Regions from separate parts of the Homo sapiens genome. Here region 2 is linked to region 1. Evidence: chromatin contacts called from ENCODE Hi-C data. All regions are on one chromosome and are shown on one strand. Each heading gives the region's core, a stretch centred on a gene start or an enhancer-like site at or near the end of the contact. The rest is flanking DNA. Distances are from core to core; before and after follow the strand shown. Region 1 holds the start of TMEM207 (transmembrane protein 207). Region 2 has its middle 22 kb from the start of IL1RAP.

Evidence for each region. A loop is a pair of places that touch in the nucleus more often than their neighbours do. Pooled maps may share reads with other maps.
Region 2: a pooled map shows a loop between it and region 1 (2.6-fold over the local background). The contact joins the enhancer-like site here to the promoter of TMEM207 in region 1. A Hi-C loop is called at or near these places in 2 of 168 maps with a recorded cell type or tissue (endothelial cell of hepatic sinusoid and ovary) and 4 of 50 pooled maps.

Annotation. Positions count from the first base shown.
Region 1 is chr3:190,447,489-190,453,955 of GRCh38, forward strand. TMEM207 (transmembrane protein 207) reads right to left here and starts at 2,413. Exons shown (of 5, transcript NM_207316.3): 1 at 2,247-2,413; 2 at 302-339. The coding sequence starts at 2,321.
Region 2 is chr3:190,488,906-190,495,372 of GRCh38, forward strand. No RefSeq gene overlaps it. Among named protein-coding and RNA genes, the nearest start is that of IL1RAP, 22 kb to the right of the region's middle. Within about 2 kb of position 2,733, at least 4 of the 41 ENCODE cell types and tissues checked have a DNase peak (open chromatin) inside an H3K27ac peak, as active enhancers do.

The DNA of each region.
Region 1 (6,467 bases), core at 1,163-3,662:
ATTCTTTTATGAACTTAAAGTACCCTTGAAACCTTAAGGAAGATAAATTCAGTGTGCAAAAATATCTAGAAATCAACTAGGCCTCTTATTTATTTAACAAAGCTGATCGTAATGAAAATTATCTTTCCTGTTTTCAGAAAAAAAAATGGAGCCATCTGCATTTACAAACCATTTACTTTTCTTCTGATTATAATGATCATTTGAAACTCAACTGGGCTTTTTCTAATGGCTTGAGCCTTTTTTATACTTTGAATTTTTTAAATGCGAAATAAAAACATGGAGTTTTTCGCTGTTTACTTACATTTCATCTTCTTCGCATGGTAGGTCCGAGAGCACCAACTGAAACACATGTTTAGAACAATAAAATCCAAACATCTCATCAGTCTAATCCTTTAATACAAGCAGCGCCTAGAGACAATGTGGGTTTATATCATTTCGTTTGCTTTTTTAATTAAAAGCTCTATAGCAGAGTTTATTGTTGGTACACAGAATTTTAATTGAAAAAATCTCTGGGTGGATTCTTAAGCTCAGCAGTGGCAGAAGATATATATTGTGAACCAGATTCCATTTCTACATACCAATATAAATGGATTTTACGACAATTTTTGTTTTTTCTATATGCAGATTTTGCTTGCTCTAAAGAGCTTTTGTGCACTTTGCATTTTTTGTTTTCATGTTGTAGCTAGAGGTCAGAGGTTCATTATTAGTGAGTATTATTTTCACGCAAAAAAAAACAAGTTCCAAGTACATACATGGAAACAGAAGTCAAGCCTATTAGCATTAATGGGCATTAAATATATATTCATGAAAGGGCGACTTTAACCTGCTCTAAGGGTAAGGTCCATTTAAGATCACATGACATTCCAGTTGAGATTTACAGTCTTCTCTTTATCAGAGAAGAGAAAAAAAGTAATCATCTTTGTTGCTTTGTTTGAAAAGTCCAATACTATAAGCATTCTAAAATAATGCTCTTAGTTATCTGCACTGAGTGTCATAGGTTACAACATCTCATATACTAAATCACAAGGAAAAAGGCACTTCTTTCTAAAGATCTTATTATCTATTTGCTTGCTTGACCCTTTGAACCAGGACTCCTTCCTTGTACAAGGAGAAAGTCTTTAAACGGCATTTATGTGTAGCTCTGAACACTTAGTTGATGAAGTCAGTTGAAGTATTTATTTTCCTGGACTATAACACGCAAATAAAAGTACAAGTAAGAAGTTACAAAATTTAAAGTGATAGACTTGGGAGTTCTGTGTGAGATGTGTCTTTTCCCCCCTTAATCCCAAAAGCATCTTCTTCAGCACCTTGTATTTACTCCACCAAGTTTATCTGGGCAAAGAGATTTGTGGAGTTGCAGATGGAGCCATGAATTGGCCATCAGAGAGCATGGTAATGAACAATTTATAAGCACAGAAAATGAGTTGCATTCTTTTTTGCTAGAATGCTGCAAATAGATTTGCATACTAAGTGAAAGGAAAATGAACATTCACATTTTGTCCATAAAGAAAGTTTATTTATGAGTAGATGAAATCGTTTGGGATCCAGCTTAACAGATAAACAAATAAAACCAGTATTTCACTTTCAAGTCACTTCCGTGTTTTTTCTGTGTGTTGTACCCTAGCAATAGTACACAGTATTAAATTATTAGCACCTCACTGCCAACACATTAGCTGTCAAACTTCCAGTTATTATGAAGAGGTAAGGAAAGCTATAATTTACTTTAGATCTAAATCTTTCAGATACCTTGCATTGAAGTCACACAGATCTAGAGATGCACGTGTTAGTCAGAAGGGGATGCTGGAGCAGAGGAACTGAAATAAATCCTAAAATGGTTCTGTCTACATCAGTCAGCATTGAAAAACTGTCAAGCATCAAGTATGGTTGTAGGCAATAGTAAACATGTCTTAAATTAATCTAGCCATAGCATTTTGTTCTGTGTCAATAGCATTTTGAATTTAAAAAATTACAGCATAGCAAAGTTAAACAAAGGTTAAATTTGCAATCACGTTATTTCAGTAGCAATAGAACTAATTGAAGGAGAAATAAGACTAATGCCTTGGACATTTTGTTTTGTCCCTCTGACCAGTGAATACAAGAAATCATAAGATGCTAGTAAAGCTTGAAGGAAATCTTTTAAATGTAGAAGCAGTTAAGTTGCTCACATATAAATCTATAGCAAATCAAGTCCTCAGAGTACCTCAGAGTACCTCTGAAAACCTTAACCCAGAAAGAGAGATAGTTACCTGGAATAGCGGCAAACACAAGATCCCTATCGTTGAGATCGCTGAGGTGACACTGAAAAGTCTGGATCTTGACATATTTAAAGGACAGTCAACTTAGGATAGTGGTTTGGTGCCTGTGTTTATTTCCTTCTTTCTCAGAACTTACTAGCTTCTCTATAAGTTATGCTTCCTACCAGGACATGCATTAATAATGGCTCCTTGTGACTCGTAAAGTGCATGCTAGGGGAAGGAATGTTGGGTACATGTTTACAGGTACTAAGAGCCCAAGGAATTTAAGTTTAAGGTGAGAACTTTAGCACTGTTTGTCAAGGCCTTTAAAAGTAGGGGTTATAAATGCTGACCTACAGAGCTAGCTGGCTACTTAATAACTTTCCACATTCAAGTGCATGTTTTATTCCAGGGAACTTCTGGGTTTCTAATAGTATTTCATATTTGGAACATTTATTCAATTTTCTTCCCTTTGTTGGTACTCTTTGTTCTCCTACACACCATTTTCAGTTCCAGGTCTAACCCAAACTTAGGCATAAAGCTTTCCTTGTTTTATTGTGATAATACCCCTCTTTTAAACAAGGTATATTTCAATGTTTATTTTATGAAACAACTCCATCACTACCACTGAAAAATAAAGCAAGAATATCTAGGGAAATTCTGAGAAAAAGAAAAGGCACTAACCTATTGTACATTAAGATGTCTTAATCTATGCATTTTACAAAAATTAGTACTGATATGTGTAAATAATAAGGTAAATGTAAAAGAGTAGAGAGTTTAGAAATGGAGAGTTTAGACTCAAATAAACAAATTTATTTAAGCTTCCATTTGAAACTAGTGGAGAGAAGATGGATATCTTTCAGGGTATAATGAAGAGCTAAATGGTTATGTGGAAAGAATGTAACAAATGATTGTTAAGATGCTTAACCTCAGTCATAATTAGATAAACATACCTTAGAATTATAATCAGATTGGCAAGTTCAAAAAATTGATAATATAGGGAAGAGGGATAAATACTGGGAAACAAATACTCTCATATACGGTTGGGAAAACTGTACAGCTTATTTGGAAAACAAGTAGGCAATATACATCAACATAAAAAATAAATATGCCCTTAGAGCAAGAATTCTCCTTGCAAGATACATGAATGTACCCCTTACACATGGCACAAATTACTATATGCAATGATGTTCATCGAAGCATTGTTGGTGTTAACAAAATATTGGAAACAGCAAATATTCATGAAAATGTGACAGACTAAGTACAAAATGGTTATATAAATTCAACAGAATACTAGGAATCTGTTTTAAAAGGTGGAGACAGATCACAGATGCTGATATAGAGAGGTCTGTAATAGTTATTGAATAAAAGGAACAAAAATCACAGAACTTTGTGTACATCATGTCACATTTGTATGCAAAAATAGGAAGGTAGAGCTATAGTATTCTCTCCGTACACAAAACTTATGCATATATACTTATATATGCATAGGATGTCTCTGCATGAAACTGCTAACAGTGGTTGCTCTGTGAAAGGGAAATTGCAAACTAAGAAGACCAGAGTGGGAAGGAAATTTACTTTTCACTGTTACTTCCTTGTATTTTTGATATTTTTTACAATGTCTATATGTCATCTAATTATTTTTTACATATATTCACTTCTAAGAGCCAATTTTGAAGGCAATGATCCACAATGCAGAATGAGAATATCGTAATTCAAGCTCCAGTGTAGTTCACCACATCCAATTCAAATTGTAATGTATGAACCCATTTACAATCACACACATAGATTGCTCTAGAAACAAACCAGCAGTATTAGGTATCTAAACTACTGCACAGAGTTGGCCATCGCGGTATATGGACTAGTTGAGCTGCATCTGGATGGGTGAAGCCGTCTGTGTGGTGACTACGCTCTGTTTAGTATGCAGCCACGGTCGCAGCCATGAATTTCAAAGCAGAGGAAGGCTTGGTGCCAATGCCAATAGGAGAAAAGTAAACCAAACCTACAGTATTATTTATCCCCCAGATACGCTCCATTTTGAGTGTCTCTGAAGCCTGTAATTAAACAGAATGAAAAATAGGCTTTTCACTGGTGAACTTATTTATTAGGCAGTCAGAAGCCTGACTTCCGTCGGTGGAGTCAATGATCTTAAGAATTTCTGGGAAAGGAAGAGGCCAGATGACTAGAGAAGAGACAGAATGGAAATAAGGGCAGCATATTTGGTTTTGCCTCAGAAACTGCAATAATGACCAACTACATACATGGATTAAGTAATTATTGTCAAAAAAAATGCATGATTCTGCAGCAGCTGCCTGATTAGGAGTATGGCAGCTGAATGGAGATGGAGTCTATAGTCACAATAGTAATGCAAACACAGCAATTATATTTGGTGCTAAAATCAAAATTTATATTCATTTCCACCTTGCCATTTATCCATTTACTTCTGTGACTTTCCCATGCCACTTCCAACGTCCAGCATAACAGTTTCTAAGACAGTAGTTTTTCTAGTACATTTCCTTCCTAGCATCATGAGAGTTTGGTGGTTGTGGAATACAAAATCTGACCATGAGTGCAATTTTACCTGCAAAATTTTTTTAATAGATACTTAAAATTAAAATAGCTTATTTTGTGATAAATTTAAATTCACAGGCAGTCTTAAGAACTACTACAGAGATCCCATATACTCTTCATTTAGCTTACCCCAGTGGTAGCATCTTACATAACTGTTATACATTATCACAACCAGAAAATTGACATGGAGGCAATCCACCATCGGCATGATTTTAAAAAAATTTATATGTACATAACAGTCGTTCATATTTATAGGGTACATGTGATATTTTATCACTTAAAATGTGTGATCAATTTTGTAAGTCCAACTACATCCTTATGTGCATGAACTTGTGGTAGTGAATTGTCATCACTGGAAAGTCAAGCTGAAGATGGTTGACTGCTATACATAGCAATATGGTCTCTTAGATCACTAAGATTCTAGGGACTTTTTATGTTTGATTATAAAAATAGAAGTAGGCAAAACTTGAAAAGAATCTGTAGAAGAAGAAAGAGGACATGCACTGTGATAGTGTATAAAATTCACCCAGTACTTGGATGGTGGACCTTTTATCTACATCTTTGTTACAAAAGAATGGACACACATATATTCAACTTCACAATTCTGGTTATTCACCTATCTCTTTTCTTTGTGAGAAGAGATTAATCCTTCCGAAATGGCTGGAGTTCAGGAAATATGAAAACTATCCTCTGGATTTGGAGCCTGACATAAGTCAAAATTCCCTGAAGCTCTGAAGTCATATCAATATTTGTCTTTAAAGGTCATGGCATGCAGCTCTTCGAAAGGATTGAGGACCAAAATTCAAGGAATTAAGCGAGAATAAATAAAAGGTATGAATAAAAGTGGGCATGCATAAAGGAAGGTCCAAAGAGCAAGCAAGGGATCACCAGCTACTCTCTTTATCAAAATTAAAGGCACAAGTTAAGGTTCTAGGAGTTAGGAAGCCTTGGTCACTAATAATCAGCAGTATGACAATAAACAGTTATTTATAAAAACTGCATTTTCTAAAATAATGATAATAATATTGAATTATCTTTCTCTAATAATTTCATTAAAGATCACATTGAAAATATCAACATGAAATCAGATATAGCACAGATGTAAGATGTTGATTACTGGAGCATAAAACACAACAAAATACAATAAAATAAACGAGAATTTCAAAATTAATTCAGAGATCCATGGAAACAATAGGAGTTGAAGTAATATAAGGAGGACATAAAATGAGGCAGCAAGCTGTCGGAGTCTCTAGTTTCTCCATTTGCTTCTTCTCCCTAGTGAAAGGAAATATTGATTACATTGCCAAATCCATGGTGAACTTTTAGTCATCTTACTTTAAGTAATGGACAACATTTGACACAGTTAATCACTTCTTGCTCCTTTACCTTCCTCACTTGGCTTCCAGAATGATATCGTTTTTGATTTGCCTCCCAGTTTGCTGACCATTTCTATTCAATTCTCTAGACCTGCCATGTTAGGAATTCCCTAAGACTCAGTTCTCAGACCTCTTTCTCTTCTGTATATATCCACTTTCTCAAGAATCTCAGTCAGTTTTACAGATTATCATCCATAAAGTGACAACTCTGAGATTTGTATCTTCAATCCAGATATTTCCCCTGAACTCATGAGATTAACTGTCAACTCCATGTCAGTTGGCTGGG
Region 2 (6,467 bases), core at 1,483-3,982, 42 kb after region 1:
AGGTAAAGAAGAAGGTTTTAAAATAGCTTTTCATTTTTATAAATTTCTTACAACTCTGAAAATAAGACAGAATTTGAAGTTGGATAAATTATCCTATTCCATACTGAAACTCTACAGTCTTCAAAGCTTAGCTCAGATACCTTCTGTGACTTTCATGGAGCCAAAAACTACTTCACTTAATGAAATTAATTGATATCTCCTCTATATCTGACAGCGCTCCCTCCCTTCCTTCCTCTCTTCCTTCCTTCCCTCCCCCCTCCCCCCTTCGTTCCTTCCTTCCTTCCATCCTTCCTCTCTTCCTTCCTTCCTTCCTCTCTTCCTTCCTTCTTTTCTTCCTTCCTTCCCCCTGATCTAATTTGATCTTACCCTAGCAGGTGACTGCTTTTATTGTCCCATGCCCATTTAAATACAGGTTGAATGAAGCTCAGGCAAATTAGCAATCTGCCCAATGTCATCCAATTAACTAACAGTGTATCTCAGATTCAGACTCAAGAGGGAGTGTAAATTCAAAGACCGAGCTCTTAACCAATGTACCATGGAAATTATAATCTGGTGAAGACACAGCAGTTAATTACCCAAGCCATTACTCCTTTAAAAAAATCTTATATGGATTTAAACAGGGCTGCCATGTATTAAACTACTTTACAGACTTATACATTTCCCCAACTATACTATGAGTTTTTGAAGCGAAGAATTATATGTGATTGATTTATTGTTCTCCCATAGCACCGGGTATAGTAACTCTTCCATAGCAAGCATCGATAAATAGGTATTGAACTGATTATTTACACTGGAACATTGCAAATCCCATACCCTCAGCCTTAAACTAATTAAACTACTGCTCCTTCCACCTCCTTTCACACAGTCAGAGTCAGAAACACTTACTCACAGCACCAGGTACAATTTAATATTCCTATGGGCTTCATGCAATGGAAAACAACCGACAAGGAACCAGAAAGTATAGGTTTGAGGTTTGATCGTGTGGGTCCATTTTTTACAAGTCATTTCTATTCTCAGTCCTTTTTACCCAACAACACAGGGTGTACACTAAATGATCTCCAGTCTCCTTTCAGCCTTGGTTGTGCATAAAAATGGTTCTGGAGTCAGACACAGCAGGATTCCAATATAACAATTCCAATTTTCTTAGCTGTATGACCTGAAACGAGTTACTTAATCTCTAATATAAGTAAAATACTACAGTACTTCACAAGTAGAATGCTCTCAATAATTATTAGATACTTTTACTATTATACTGTAATTGTTTATTGTAAATCTTTTAAAGTGAATTTAAGACATGTGCATATGTGTATATATTATATATATTAATATGGTAGCTTATTTTTGATTATGTGCTGATGATAATATATGCTTATAGCTTTTGTAAACTCATGTCACATTGTCTGTGGTTATTTATAATACTGTATAAGACACTTATTGACATTTGCAAACTGATAAATTGAATCATGCAGGAAGCTGTTTTATAGCTAACATCCTTTTTAATTTATTTCTCACTCACTTGACTTGATTCATCTTTTCAAGATGAATTGACCAGATTTATGGCTTTTTGTAGGCACAGCTCATGGCAGATCCTTAGGCGCTGTTAGGAAAAAGCAAGATTAAGAAAACAAATCCTCTGTATTTATTAATCTCTCTGAAAATTCATTAAGGATTCTACTTTCACCAAGAGAAATCAGCAGAGACAAGCAATACACATAACTTTTGCTAAGAAAATAGTAAACCTTCTCTCCTTTGGGGAGAGCTGTAAAATTTTAGGAACTTGTCTTGAAATATAAATCTACTGAAGACCCAACTTTCATTTAGTTCCGTTAAACTACAGCCTTTAGCTTCAATCCTATACAGATCTTGTGGTTCTTTACTATGTAGCTATAAATCATCTCATTTGTTTTTACCCAGTAGCAAAAACATTGAATCAAATTATGCATAAAACAAAATCCTGTCTCGCCCGTCAGAGACTTCCCTCCAAGTTGAGATGGATAATATACAAGCTCCTAAGGGATAGACCTCTCCAGACAATTACTTCCTAAGGATCGTAACAGGACAATTTTACTCTCTATTGTATTGACATTTCCTACTCTTCTATTTTAATTCCAAGTGGATTCATAATATTCAAAACAGGGGGAGAAGGGACAGAATTTCAAACCAAAATTGAATACGCACTTTTCAGCGACTCAAGTTGCTACGTAATTCCTCCTTAAAGTTAGTTGCTATGCCTTTGTCAGTTTTCCTTTCTTGCTTCATTAAGTCAATTAGGAGGAGTCTGAGATCAATGATTATTAAAAATTATCTTCTCCAAAGTATAATATTCTCTAAGATGCTACTTTTTCCCCATGATTGAGATTCACCCTTTCTCTAATAAATAACTCCGTTGAAATGTATTACAAACTTAATTCAAATGATCCAATAGTCTAGGTTTAATCAGAAGATAGATAGGAAACACTTAGTTGGTTAAACAGAGGAAGCTGAATATAAAGAATTATTAATGATGACAAAAGAGTAACTATCAGATATAGGGAAAGTATGGTACTCTAGGGTGGAGGGAGTACCAAAGAAGGGATAAAATTGGAAGGCATTCAGACCTCTGTCATAGGTTAGCAAAGATGGCCAGAGCTGGTCTGCAGTTACAGGGCAAACAATAGGCAACTCTCTAGGGAGCAGGTAAGCTGTAGGTGATTGGCAACCTGCGTTGAAGCCGTGTATTCAGTGTCCTGGTACTGACAGAGGATGGGAACAAGCTTGCAGATAAAGCCACGCTGGGCACATGACTCTCCAGGCTACTGGCCACTTGGGCTTATCCAGACAGTCTGGACAGGTGGTTATTTTTAGATCTGTAGGTGGCTTTGGAGGTCACTGAATCACCTTCCTTGACAGTTGAGAAAAGTGAGTCTTGAGCAAAAGGGACTTTCCCACATTTGTACAAAGGTGTAGTGAGAGTGGCAGAAACAAAATTGAGGTTTGGATACAATGGCTGGCAGGTTAGGATTAAAAATCAAAACCAAAGCCACAGACTAACACACAAAGCCACTTTCTAGTTTTGTTTTAACTTTATTTCCACAACTGGTGAGTATAGCTATAAGAACAATGAATCAAGCTTAATCATTTGTGCGCAATTAGTCCATTTTGGTTTATGTTAAGAACCTTCTGTGCTATGACCCGAGTGCACTATCTAATTTGGGAAATGCAAAGGTTTTCTGTCCGAGGGGATCCTTTCATCATTAGCATGTTATGTTCTCACCCTTTCTGGAGCAACCATTTGGAGCTTTTTCTCAAAAACACTTTTATCCAATTTTTTAATATACTTACCCATTCCTAAATCCCTTCACTGTTTGAGTCCTAGCATTGCTCTGACTTTCCTAGCATTGCTCTGCCTTTCTCAGAGGAGAAAGCACAGTACAAAATGCTGGTTGCTAAGCAGTGCCTATTTTTACTCCAGTTGAGCAGAATAGAGACCCACTCAATGAGCTTCTATCATTGAGACTAGTGATGAAACAGCTACTACAGGTTAAAAATTTATCAGTGTTTCTCTGTGGAATCCATAGCAAGGCATCTGGGGCAAGAGTGTGAAATTTAGACCAAGGGCCTGCCCAAGGTAGGTATTGATATAATGATTGGAAAAACTCATAAATACAGACATCAAGTATTGGTTGAGCACCTACTATGTTTAAGGTACTGCATTAGGCAATTGGAGTAAATTATTGGACTAAACAAATTTGGTCCCTGATTTCATACTGCCTATAGAGTAGATGGAAAGACAGACAAAAAAAACAGAAGTGCCAAAATGACAAATAGTGATAAGAAATAAACATGTTGCTAAGAAAGAATAGCAAAGAGAAAGGGAGTTTATTTTAAGTAGGTTACAAAGAGGAAGGCTATCTGAGGCCTACATGCAAAGACCTGGAAGGAGTCAGGCAGAAGCATCAGTTCCTGAAAATGTTTGGGTGAGGCTGGGGTGAGTGTGGGGGGCTGTGAGAAGTAATAGGTGGGCAGTCCATTGCCTCTACAATTAAAATACATCCAGTGTCAAGAGTTCCTTGCAAACTTTACTTCTAAATCCTTAGCCCAAGCCACCATCATTTCTCATCCAGATTGTTGCAATGGCTTTGTGACTGGTCCCCTGCTCTGCCTTTCTGCCTGCAGTCAATGATTCCCCAAACACTCAAAGAGATCCATTAAAAATGGATCAGATTACGGTAATCCCCAGCCCAAATTCCTCCAGCAGTTTCCTATCCCACTTTAGGCATGAGAAAAAATACCTTAAAAGGCCAACCTTTTGTATCTCTGGCCAACCACTGTATCTCTCACTTCACCGACTCCTCCTCCTCCCCTTGTCCATTCCGTTTCAGCCACACTGACGTCTTTGCTGTTCCTCAAACAGGAAGAGTTTGCTCCTACCTCAGGACACTTGCAGTTGCTGTTTTATCTTTCTGGAATCTCTTTCTCCAGTTAACTGCATGATTTACTGTCTTGCCTAATTTAAGTCTTTGTTCAAATGTCACCTTCTGAAGTAGACCTTCTCTGACCATATACAAAATTGCACTATCCCCAGCACTTTCTCTTTTTTTTTTACCTTATTCTTCTCAATAAAACTTATTGCATCTGACATACTATATATTCTATAATTTATTTTACATAAATGTGGAAAATAGAGTTTTAGTAAGCTCCCTTGAATGGTGAAATTCTTTCAATACACTTTAATTTTTAGAACAGCTTGATATTTTCGGAAAAATTGAGGAGATAGCACAGAGCATTCCTCCATACCTGACATCCAGTTTCTCTTATTATTAATATTTTACTTTAGCATGATACATTTGTCATAATTAAGGAACCCATATTGATACATTATTACAAGCTAAAATCCATTGTTTATTCAGATTTATTTAGTTTTTGTCTAATGTCTCTTTTCTAATCCAGGATTCCTTCCAGAATATTCATTCAATTAAGTTGTAGTGTCTCCTTTAGGCTCCTCTTGGCTATGACAATTTCTCTGACTTTTTCCTGTTTTTATTGACCTTGACAACCTGGAGGAGCACTCATCAGAGGTATTGCAGGATGCTGCTCTGTTGGACATTTTCCGATGTTTTTCTTGTGATTAGACTGAGGTTATAGGTTTGGGAGACAAAGTTCACGGAGGGAAAGCGCCATTTTTGTTACATCAAGAGTCTTACTATCAGTATAAATTATGACTGATGATGCTGACTGTGATCACCTGGCTGAGATAGTGTTTGTCAGATTTCTCCACTGCAATGTTCCTTTCCCCACTCTTTTTCTTACTGTGTTCTTAGGAAGAGGAAGTCACTATGCACAGCTCCCACTTAAGAAGCTCTAATTCCTGGAAGGAACAGTATCTATGTAAATTATTTGAAATTCTACTCCATGGAGATTTGTCTCTTCTCACCTATTTGTCAATTTATTCAATTTTTTATCAGTATAAACTCATGGATATTTATTTTGGTAATAATCCAATACTATTATATTTTGTGGCTCTAATTGTTCCAACTTTGGCCATTAGGAGCACTTTCAGTTGCCCTTATACCCATTTAATACATCTCCATTAGTTTTTCTTTTCTTTTCTTTTCTTTTTTTTAGTGTTTTCTAACTTTCTGGTGTTGCAAGATGTTCCAGGCTCATTGTATTTCCTGCCCCAGTCCTAAAATCAGCCATTTTTCTAAGGTAGCAGTGAATCTTTGTCAATCAAATTATTTCTATGTCTCCAGCACCCAGAACATTACCTGGCATAACAGAGTTATTCCATAAATATTTGTTGAATGGATAAGTTAATAAATTGGAAGCAAAGGCAATGGATAGGGCAGTTAGTGTCAAAAGTCCCTCCCCGTATCTGACTTTCCTCTCATCATGGCAAGTGGGATCCAGTACTTCAGGATAAAACGTTTCATGGGCACTATTGCAGGACCTGAATTTGCTTCCCTCTCAAATGTTACTATTTGGGGAGCAATCATCCCAAGAAAAGTGTATGAAAACTCACAATTTGTTTACTTTAAAATTATAAGCTTTGCTTGTTTAGCCAGAATCAATCACTGTCTACTCAATACTTTCCATTTTCTCATTCCCTACTTAAATATGTATTTTTTTTATCCTTAGTTGTCTGCCTCTTGCTGTCTCTCATTAGGCTTTGAATAGCTTGAAAAGAATCATGTCTTATTTTGTTTAGTGCCCAAAGCACCCAAGGGAGCTGACACACAGGAAGTGCTCAGCAAGTGGATAAAATGATGAGTAGCACAAAGAGCAAATATGAGAATAATATTAACTGTCATTGAGGCAATAATAATTCAAATTCCACTGCAAGCATAATCAAAGATCTAAGCTTTTAAACTATAGAACAATTGCCTGAAAAAGAGTGTGCTTCAATTTTGAACACTTAAGAGTCAGAAAAAATTCTTAAAAATGAATTCGTTCTTCAACTAATGCTAAATAACTACCTTCTCTCCCCC